2 separate regions of the Homo sapiens genome follow, and region 1 is linked to region 2. A link is an interaction called in ENCODE POLR2A ChIA-PET data of the cell type or tissue named here. Cell type or tissue: MCF 10A. All regions are shown on one strand. Links, peaks and the distances in the headings refer to the core of each region. The heading gives the core; the rest is flanking DNA.

Evidence for each region. Peaks named below come from ENCODE experiments on the same cell type or tissue, not always from the same donor. Only the 100,000 strongest peaks of a DNase experiment are listed, where the experiment ranks them.
Region 1: POLR2A ChIA-PET joins it to region 2 with 5 read pairs; 2 of 35 experiments call an interaction of 5 or more read pairs at or near these places.

The regions. Positions count from the first base shown.
Region 1 is chr15:68,295,819-68,301,161 of GRCh38, forward strand. It overlaps ITGA11 (integrin subunit alpha 11), which reads right to left. Exons shown (of 30, transcript NM_001004439.2): 30 at 714-5,343. FEM1B (fem-1 homolog B) reads left to right here. Exons shown (of 2, transcript NM_015322.5): 2 at 1-44. Among named protein-coding and RNA genes, the nearest start is that of FEM1B, 21 kb to the left of the region's middle. In MCF 10A, for the core only: no CTCF peak of the experiment used is centred there; no DNase peak of the experiment used is centred there.
Region 2 is chr15:68,602,697-68,608,051 of GRCh38, forward strand. All of the region lies in intron 1 of CORO2B (coronin 2B), which reads left to right. Among named protein-coding and RNA genes, the nearest start is that of CORO2B, 26 kb to the left of the region's middle. In MCF 10A, for the core only: no CTCF peak of the experiment used is centred there; a DNase peak (open chromatin) is centred at 2,635.

The DNA of each region.
Region 1 (5,343 bases), core at 344-5,343, 310 kb before region 2:
AAAGGAAAAAATGGTGTTTGTGTTCAGTAAATGTTTGAAAAAAACTACTTTGAGGTTTGTGTCTTTATTAATTATTCAGTGTGCCTTAGTTGCGATGTTCTTTTGTTGAGTGCCTTAAAGTTGTCAAAGTTATATATGTGCATGGGAAAAAATTCACGTAGTAAAGAAAAATTCAAATATATATTTTAAAAGTTCCCTTTTCATCTCTCCCCGCCTCCTATTTGGACTCTGCAGAGACAATCACTATTAATAGTTTTTTGAGTAGCTTCCCAGAATGTTTCTGTGCACATATGTATTATTTCTCCTTTTCAGTTTTTAAAATGCAAATGAACTTCTACCTTTGCAACGCTATTCTGTATCTTATCTTTTTCATGTAATATATCTTAGGCATTTTCCATTTCTATATGTATAGGTTTTTAAAACAACTTCATAGCAATTAATTCTGTTGATGGATTGAAAATGTATTTAACTAGATTTTATTGATGGACTTTTAGATTTTCAGTTTTTGATATTTCAAATAATGCTGCAGTCAACATCCTTAAGTACCATACTTAAAGGACAAATTCATTCCTAGTACTGGAACTTGGTTTAGTGACTACTTAAAATCTTGACAGAAGTTATCAAATTGCCTTCCATCTCTCTACATCTTTATTGACATCAGATCTAATCATTTAATTTTTGCAAAGTTGTGATTAATGAAAAATAGCATTTCATGGTTTGATTTGTATGCCTTTATTATGAGTAACATTGAACACTTTCATATATTTATTGACTATTGGTGTTTGCTTTGGGGTTGTGTGTGTTTTTTTTCTACTTGTTAGAAGTTCCTTAGAAGTTTGAGGACATTTTCTCTGTCATGTAATAGTTGTAGCTTATTTACTTTAAATATGGTACTTTTGTATCCAAAGTTTACATTTTTCTATAGTCAAATTTATCACAATTTAAAAAAATGGATTCTGAGTTTTAGATCCTGCTTGTAAGGCTGTCTCTATTCCAAGTCATACTTTTTTTTTTTTTCCCCCATGATCTATTTGAAAAAGACACTTTTATGGCTTCCCTTCCCTTCTTTCTCCTTCTCTTCTTTGGTTTAAAATGTTGATTTTCCTATAATTTGTTTGGTTTTTGTTTGTTTGTTTTTTGAGACAGGGTTTCATTCTGTCACCCAGGCTGGAGTGCAGTGGTGCCATCATGGCTTACTGTCGCCTTGATCTTCCGGGCTCAAGTGATCCTCTCACCTCAGCCTCCCAAGTAGCTGGGACTACAGGTATGTGCCACCATGCCCAGCTAATTCTTTTTATTTTGGTATTTTTTGTAGAGATGGGGTTTTGCCATGATGCCTAGGCTGGTCTTGAACTCCTGGGTTCAAGCAGTCCTCCCACCTCAGCCTCTCAAAGTGTTGGGATTACAGATGTGAGCCACCACACCTGGCCTTGGACTAGTATTTCTTCATTTGTCTTTTTTAAGTGGGGAGGTGGGAGTGGCTAACTTTTTTCATTATTACGTGTTTATTTTTCCAGATGAAGTTTGGTGTAATTTTATCATGTTAAGAGATTATTTCGTTTAGCATTGAATTAATAGATTTAGGGACATCTGTACAGTTCTGCACTTCTGAGCTTTTTTTTTTTTTTTTTTTTTATCCAAAAGAAAGCTATGTCTGGTTAGGTAAATCATACACCTGTATCCAGAGTTTTGTTTTGTTTTTTTTTTTAGGTTTTTCTTTTTAATGAAGGTCTTACAACTATTTTCCTTTTATTACCACTACGTACTTCTAAATATTAATGTTTTTACAAAAGCACTGTAATGGTTTTTTTTGTTTTTAAAGAAATAAATTTTCAGTTACTTCTTTTGGATGTCCCAGATACACTAATCGTTTGCAAGTAACAATAATATGGCATTCTCATTTCCAGCCTTCACATCTCAGGAGAGTATTAAAGGGTGGTATTGGAGCACACCCTCAGGACATGTTTGTTTTCAAATTTAGATTCTCTGTGGCCATTCCAGCCTCTATAGAGATCTGAAAAAAACATTTAGTGCCACCCTCTCATTTTATAGTTCAGGACACAAGCCCAGAAAGGCCACACAAGGACTATGTGTGTCGTAACTGAGAGTAGGCTCTGGGTCTCTTGACCCACTGAACAGTGCTCTTTCACTGTGAGATGCCAGTACTAGGGAAGCTCACCTTCAGATCTCTGCTAGGTCACTCCCTGGCTGCAATAACCTAGTGAGACTGCGGAAATCATCCAGACAGGTTTTAAAACATTTTTTTCTTTGTTTCAAGTAATGTCTGCTGTATATGACAGATCACCAAAGAAAATACTGGCAGTAGTGTATTCCTTCAGATACTTGACCTAGAAAATTTCAGTATGAGAGAGGCAAATTTTAGGTGGTTCACAAAACCTTAGCTTGTTGGCAAGTTTAGACAAAATTATATTTTCTAATTTGCCTGTGCTTTAGAAATTTGGTGTGCTCAGTCCATCAGAGGGGCGGACTGGGGTTTTGCTTTTGCCTTAATCAATGGCAAGATACTCTTGCATGTTGGCGCTTATTGAACACCTACTGTATTTCAGGCACTGCACCACAGATATGCATACAAAAATAAGAGAGACCAGTGTGGGCAACAAAGTGAGACCCCCTCTCTGCACAAAATTAAAAAAAAAATTAGCTGGGCATGGTGGTGCATGTCTGTAGTCCCAGCTACTCAAGAGGCTGAGGTGGGAGGATCACTGAAGTCCAGGAGGTCGAGGCTGCAGGGAGCTGTGATTGTGCCGCTGCACTCTAGCCTGGGTGACAGAGCAAGACCCTGTCTCAAAAATAAAAATAAGAAAGATGGACTCTGTCCTTGATAAGCTTGTTCTCCATTTAGATGCATCTATTTGAAATTTGATTTTCTGTATTTCCTCTAATTTTCCAAATAAAAAAATTTTTTGACTCTGACTTGGGCCACCTTCTGAAAACATTTCAGACACATCACTAAGTTGTTGCACATCTTTTTTAATGCAGGGCCAGGGAGATAATCCAGGAGTTTGAGACCAGCCTGGGCAACATGGCGAGACCCTGTCTCTACAAAAAATACTAAAATTAGCTGAGTGTGGTGTGTGCCTGTAGTCCCAGCTACTTGGGAAACTGAGGTGGGATTGCTTGAGCCCGGGAGGCAGAGGCTGCCGTGAGCTGTGATGGTGCCGCTGCACTCTAGCCTGGGCAACAGAGTGAGACACTGTCTCAAAACAAACCATGCAAAGCTGATTAGAAAGGGTAAGTCCCTCAAGGATAGTGCCCATCCTTTAAAAATAACTTTCTGCTTGTACTCTACTTTGGACCTGGTAAGTTTGCTAGGTACGGCTTAGCATACATCTTATTGAAAAGTTTTAGTGTCCAGGTGCAAGGCTTACAATTCCCTCCTCATGCTAAATCAGCAAGGCTCCGTTCCTGTTTCAGTTTCAGTTTTGGAACATGCTGTCCTATTTTAGCATGATGTTGAAACTAATAGAATAGACAGTGACACAAAAGCACTGTGCAGATTTTAACGTGGCCAGTTAGGCCTGGCTGTCCTTTGAGAAGAACCTAGTTGATGTTAATATTAACATAAAGATAGTAGGGGAGTTTTTTTTTTTTTTAAATTATAAGAAGGAGTGCAGGATAAAAGGCTGGAACCACATTAGCCGAAGGTAAAAGCAAAGACTGGTGTGGTGTTGAATAAAAACAGGGGACCATTCATACTAATGGCTGTATTTAAGTCACCCAAGGCACATTTGGGTGGTGAGGAGACTGCTTCGTGGTGGTGAGGCATGGGTGCAGTGAGTTGTTATGCCAGGAAAGGAGCACGATTAAGCCAGCGGTCTCCATTAGAGGCTGCTTGGCATCCTGGGATTGAAGCCAGGGGACTGACTCAAGTCTAATGTCTTATTCTCAGACAGTATTGATGCTAAAACCTTTTGAATACTGACGGAGGTAGGAATTTATCTTGTGAAGACCTCTAGGGATGGAAAGGTCCACACTGTCTCCTAGAAGCTCTTCCACATGTCCCTAGGCAGAGCTATTCCATAGTGTCTCCATTGTGTTTGCATTAGCACTTTGCCCTTTCCACCTAGATACCTGTCATGTCAAGAAACCATCACCTTCCTTAACAAAAGTAAAACCCAGAAACTCCACTGGGGTTTTTGCTGATTTTCTTTGCTGGCTGCCATCAAGATAGTCCCCAGCACAGTTGAAGGGCATCTAAAGACAGGCCTGACAGTTTAAGAAACTGACATTGAAGATTAGAGAATAGCAGAATATTATAGCTATTATGTAATATTAAATCCAGATGGCTGTTCTACAAGTTTAATGTGCTTAGAATTACCTCACAGAGCTTGGATCCATGAAGTCTGAGGAGGAACTTAGGAGTCTGTGGTCTGACTGAGGCAGTCCTGGGACCACTCTTTGAGAAGCGCAGCGCTGCAGAGATCATCTGCTTTATGAGGCACAGTGGGCTTGGGCACAACCCCCTCTTTCTTCATCTTACAGCCTGGATATTCACTTACCTGTTGATTGCAACTCTCAGCCATTAGAGTCATCTGGGGAAGTTGGAAACAAACTTGGCCCCTCTCCCAACCAATGAAATTGGGATCCATAGTGGGTAGGGCCCTTGCAGTGGTCACTTTTAAAGCTCCCGTGGTTCAAAGGTGCAGCCAGGATTGAGAAACACTGCGTTAGCATAGACTTTGCTCCCTATAAGATGCATCTTTGTTTGCTCTACCAGGCACTCTTAAGGCTCATCTTGGGTATTTATACTTCAGGGTAAATAGATTCAGAAAGGGAAACTTGATAACAAATTGAGAGGCTAAGGGCCTTGATACAACTCTCAGTTTGTCCACCTTTTGACCACTTAGTTGGTCTTGGTGTAGGTCTGGGGAAGGGTGTGAAGGACTGTGGAGTTCTGGAATAAGGGCTGCTTGCCTCTGACCGAGAGTCCAGAGGTTGCAATTCAGTGACCTCTGGGCTGCATCTGACCAGCAGGTACATTCTGTTTGGCCTGCAGTGTGGTCACAGGTGGCAGTTTTTAAAAATATGAATGCCAGCCTCTAAAAATCAGATATCCATAAGAGCATTCTCAGATCTGATGATATTTGATGGACGACTTGGTGCTAAGTCAATGAAAACTTATGAGTGTGGGTTCATTAATTCTCATTTAGCCAGGTTACCCCATTCATAAGAGTGATGACGGAAATGGAATATGATTTAGCAACATTTCCTTCTGATTCTATTAGAAGGCAATGGGTTTTGATACTCAAATTTTAGTTTCACCATTTTCACCTTTTGCTCCACATCAAGCCCTTCTAAGGCTGGGCTCGAATAACAGAATCT
Region 2 (5,355 bases), core at 356-5,355:
TAGATGTGAGGTGTGACTGCCAGTTTCATAGTTCTCTACATCAGTGAAGGAGGTTCTGTGCAATGTGCAACACCCACTTTCTTCCTGAGAACACTAAGAAGCAATTCCTCTCTGTTTTCTAATAAAAATGTCTCGTGGAAGCAAGCCTGTTTCCTGGGAAAAGAGGGACTGCCTGTACGAATCTTGCAAGCACACGTGTTTCCCTGGTTGGGATATATATAATTTTGTTTTCTTGGGGCAGGGGGTGGACACACAGCTTTGCAATCCCTTGCCTAGAAACAGCTTCCACACTGGCTTAACACCATCTGTTTCCCCTGAGCAGGAAGGTGTCAAAGAGCCCCCTGCTCAAGGATGGGTCTGTCAACGGTCTGTTAGGATAGGAGGTGAGAGACATTGGTTGCCTGGGGTGAGAGAGTAAGACAGATGGAGAGAGAAGTGGGTAGGTTGGCTGGAATTAGGATGCAGAATTGTCCACTGTGTCTTACACGCCATGGAAGTCCCAGGGCTAACACAGTACGTGGTCGCAGTAGGTGCTTACTAAACTAGTTGCTGGATGACTGTGTTGTCAAACAAATAAATGAATTGAATGAATGAACGAGTGGATGGATGGGAGGGTATGCACAGATGAGCGAAAGTTGGCCTGTAACCTCCAAATAATTATTATCTTAAAAAAACACACTTGCTAATCATACTAGTGTGAGGCCTGAGACAGAGGAGCCTTCGTGGAGGACAAACTGCAGCAACAGTGCGAGGTCATCAGCAGATGTCAAGGAGTCCATGTGTTTAGGGCAGAGTTAGGGTGACATGGTGCTGTGGGCTGAATTGTATCCCCCTAATTCATATGTTGAAGCCCTAACCCCCAGTGTGTTTGGAGACAGGGCCTTTAAAGAGATAATTCAGGGTAAATGAGGTCATAAAGGCAGAGCCCTGGCCCAGTAGGACTGGTGTCCTTATAAGAAAATAGACACCAGAGAGCTCACTCTCTCCGCATCTGCACAGAGGACACAGCAAGAAGACGGCCGTCTGCAAACCAGGAAGAGAGGCCTCACCAGAAACCAACCCTGCTGGACCTTGATGTTGGACTTACAGCCTCCAGAACTGTACGAAATAAATATCTGTTGTTTAAGCCCCCAGCCTGTGGCATTCTGTTATGGCAGCCTGAGCAGGCTAATACATAGGGGATGCTGGATCTGAGTTTGGAGCTCAAGGGGCAGAACATGGGGAAGAGTGCCATGTTGTAGAATTCAGAAGGGCAGCTGGTCTCCTTCAGAGGCTCATACTAGAACATGTGCACCAGGAGGTTCAGCATAAGAGCCCAGGCTGTGGAGTCAAGACTGCTGGGGTCCAAATTCTTACCCCATAGAAGCGTTGTGAGCACTGAGTGTATTTCATACACAGAAAGCATTTGGCACAGAGCCCGGCACACAGTCAGCACTCCACAGGCATGAGCCGCCCCTCGTCGTTCTTATCACGTTCGCTTGTCAGTATTGTCACTCTGGGCACCCCCTTCCCTTGACGCATACTCCAGGGCTCCAGCATTGCTCAGAGTTTTTGGGACCTTCCTGAGAGCAGCTCTCAGTAGCAGCTTCTACCATCAGGAAATTGGTTCCATTCTTCATGGTCAGCCCCCACCCCCAAACCGCCTTTCCTACCACGAGCAGAACAAGTGTGTTCCTGAATGATTTGGGATTATGGCTGAGGAGAGGAACCCTATTAACAAGGGCAAAGATTGCCATCACTGAGGATAGCCCTAAGAATGCCTTGCCAGTCCTAAGCAGAATTTCATACCAGGAAATTAAAAAGGTGTGGTTTTTTTTTTAAAAGGCGACTTTATCTCAGCAGCATGGCTAGAATATGTGTGTGTCCTCCCCAGAGGACCACTCTGGAAAGGCTGGAGTCCTCTCTATGTATAAGTTGTGATTTAAAAAAAAAAACCTCCCTTCTGTGTAAATTCAGCCCCAATTCCTCATCCCAGCATTCCAACAATCAGAAATCACACCTTCTGAGAACCTATGGAAAGATGGGATTATGGGTGCGTTTGTTTACATGGTTATACTTTTCTGTTTGCCTTTCTAGATTGTGCATTTTTTACTTTAATAATTAGGAGAAAATTAAGCAAGCTGTTAAGAAGTTTTGAGGCTGGGCATGGTGGCTCACGCCTGTAATTCCAGCACTTTGGGAGGCCAAGGCGGGCTGATCACGAGGTCAGGAGTTCAAGACCAATCTGGCCAACATAGTGAAACCCTGTGTCTACTAAAAACACAAAAATTAGCCAGGCATGGTGGCACACACCTGTAATCCCAGCTACTCAGGAGACTGAGGCAGGAGAATCGCTTGAACCTGGGAGGCAGAGGTTGTGGTGAGCTGAGATCATGCCACTACACTCCAGTCTGGGCAACAGAGCGAGACTCCGTCTCAAGGAAAAAAAAAAAAAAAGAAGTTTTGAAAAGAAAAACTTCAATCTCCCAGCTGCTTAGCACTGTCCTGGGTCCTATGGCAGTGTCGTCCAAAGTTGTATAAGCCATTATCAAAGACACATAAAGTAAAGTGGGATCACCCATTTGGAGAGCAATTTGGCAACAGACACCACAAGCCATAAAAATGTCCATATCCTGTGACCTAGTAATCCCGCTTCTGGGAACCTGTCCAAAGGAAATAATCCAAAGGCGGGGAAAAACTCTATGCATCAAGATGCTCATCACGGCATTATTTATAACAATGAAACATTGGGAACAAAATAAAGGCCTAATGGTATGAGACTGGCTGAATAAATTAGGAAGCATTGATTCAATGGAATATTCTGCAGCCGTTAAAAATTATAATACCAAAATGATATGGCAGTGTGGGAAAATATTCGTGCTAAGTGAAAAAGGTGGGACATAAAGTTTTATGCATATCATGATTGTAACTGTGTAAAAATTATTTGGAAAGTACAGATGCTTCAAGACTGGAAAGTGAAGGGAGAATGGACAGGACCTAGAAGTGGGCTGGGAGGAGTCACAGAGGGCTCTTGGGTTTTTTTTTTTTTTTTTTTTTTTTTTTTTGAGATGGAGTCTCGCTGTGTCGCCCAGGCGGGAGTGCAGTGGCGCAATATCTCAGCTCACTGCAACCTCCACCTCCCGGGTTCAAGCAATTCTCCTGCCTTGGCCTCCTGAGTATCTGTGATTACAGGCACCCGCCACCACACTCAGCTAATTTTTGTATTTTTAGTAGAGACGGGGGTTTCACCATGTTGGTCAGGCAGGTCTCAAACTCCTGAACTTGTGATTCGCCCACCTTGACCTCCCAAAGTGCTGGGATTATAGCAGTGAGCCACAGCGCCCGGCCGGCTCTTGGGTTTTGAGGGTGAGCAGCTGGGTGGGTGAAGCCTCGTTTACTGAAAGTCATGGTGGCAGAGAAGCAGATTGGGGTGGGGAGAAGACCAGTAGTTTAGCTCTACCATGTTAGGTCAAAGGTGACTGCAAGAATCCAAAAGGAGGGTCCAATGGTCAAAAAAGAGGCCTAGACCAGGAGTGGGAATTTTGGAGCCATCAGCCTGTAGATAGTGTTTAAAGCCCTAAGCATGAATGACCTCAGGCAAAGGGAGTTAGGGTGGTGGGGCTTAGCCAAGCAAGCATATTAGAATCACCTGGAGATCCCTCCAGGCCAGTGAATCATGGCCTCTGGGCTGTGGTTGGGCATCAGCATTTATTCCAAGCTCCCTGGATAATTCCAGTGAATCTAGGACTGCACTCATGGTCCCTGTGTTCCCCAGCATAGGGCCTTACATGTGGGCAGCATGACTTATAGCACATGTAAGTACCGTCCTGCTACACTGAATGGTACAGTTGTTGGTCAGGCGCTTTCCTTAAAGTAAACATTTTCCATACCCCAAATTCTGGCACATGGCCTGAGAGAATTTTTGAGCTGCTTCTGAGTGGAAGAGGCTGTGTAGAAAATACAGTTTGGATACAGAAACATTGAAAGGATGAGGATATTTTGCTAGCTCATGGGTAGAGTGGGGGCAGAGTATTTGAAACTGGGACAGGCACAGAAAAATCCAGAGCATAACTGAACACGGAGTTATGTTTCCTCTGATATCTTTGGTCAGCTTCTGATGGCCCCAGATAGAGGATGAGTTTCTTGAGCATGGAGGGGTGGACATGGAAGACATTACGGGACCCCTGGAGCTGTTTCACAGGGCAGGCACTTCGTAGGTGCTCAATATATCCTCCATTGACTGTGGATTGACTCGGAACCAGGAAAGGGGCAAGCCAGCTGATCAGAGCCTTCACACCCAAAGCTGGAGGGCACTACAAGAAGGAGCCTTCTCCAAACATCTTGAGTCTCCCCTGGTTTTCTCCCTGGCTCACCAAGCTCGAGATAGATATTGGGCTTTTGAAGTAGGTGGAGGGGTTAGCAAGGGGCCTCAAGGATTTTGTGGGCCAGGCACAGAGGGGATAGTTTGTCTCTGTTCCACCATGTCTGGGGTCTCTGCTAGGAAGACCTAAATGACTAGGGTGACATCTGAGAATCATCTGGAAGTGCCTTCACACTCATGTTTGGTGCCTGGACTGGGATGACTTGAAGGCTGGACTGGGCTGGGACTGTTGACTGGAGCATCTACACATGGTGTCTCCACATGGCTTGAGCTTCCTCATGGCATGGCCGCCTCAGAGTAGTCAGATATTTTACATGATGACTTGGGGCTCCAGGAGCAAGTGTTCCAACAAACAAGGAAGAATGTAAGATCCCTTATGACCTAGCCTCAGAAGTCACATAGGGTCACTTCCACACCCAGATTCCACTGGAGAGGACATGGAACCTGCCTCAAAGTCTTTTTTGTAAAGAGCTTCTTTGGGCCAGGCACGGTGGCTCATGCCTGTGATCCCAACACTTCAGGAGACCGAGGTGGCAGGATCTCTTGAAGCCAGGAGTTTGAGACCAGCCTGGGTGACATAGCGAGAACCCATCTCTACAAAAAATTTAAAAATCAGCCAGGTGCAGTGATGCGTGCTTGTGGTCCCAGCTACTTGGGACGCTGAGGTGAGAGGATTGCTTGAGCCCAGAAATTTGAGGTTGCAGTGAGCTAAGATTGTGTTACTACACTCCAGCCTGGGTGACAGAGTGAGACCCTATCTCAAAAAAAAAAAAAAAAAAGATGCCCTCTTAGCTCTCATTTTTCACTCCTTTCTAAGAGAGGTCAGACCAGGACTCCAGGAACAGATGCCATGTGACAAGACCCCAGGGCCTTTATCATCTTCTTGTCAAAATCACATGCCCTTGGGCATAGCACCTCATGAAACAGGGCCTTGGGAGTGAATGGGAGTGAGGGGGTCTACATGGGCTCAGCTGCAGCTGCCAGACCACAGCTTT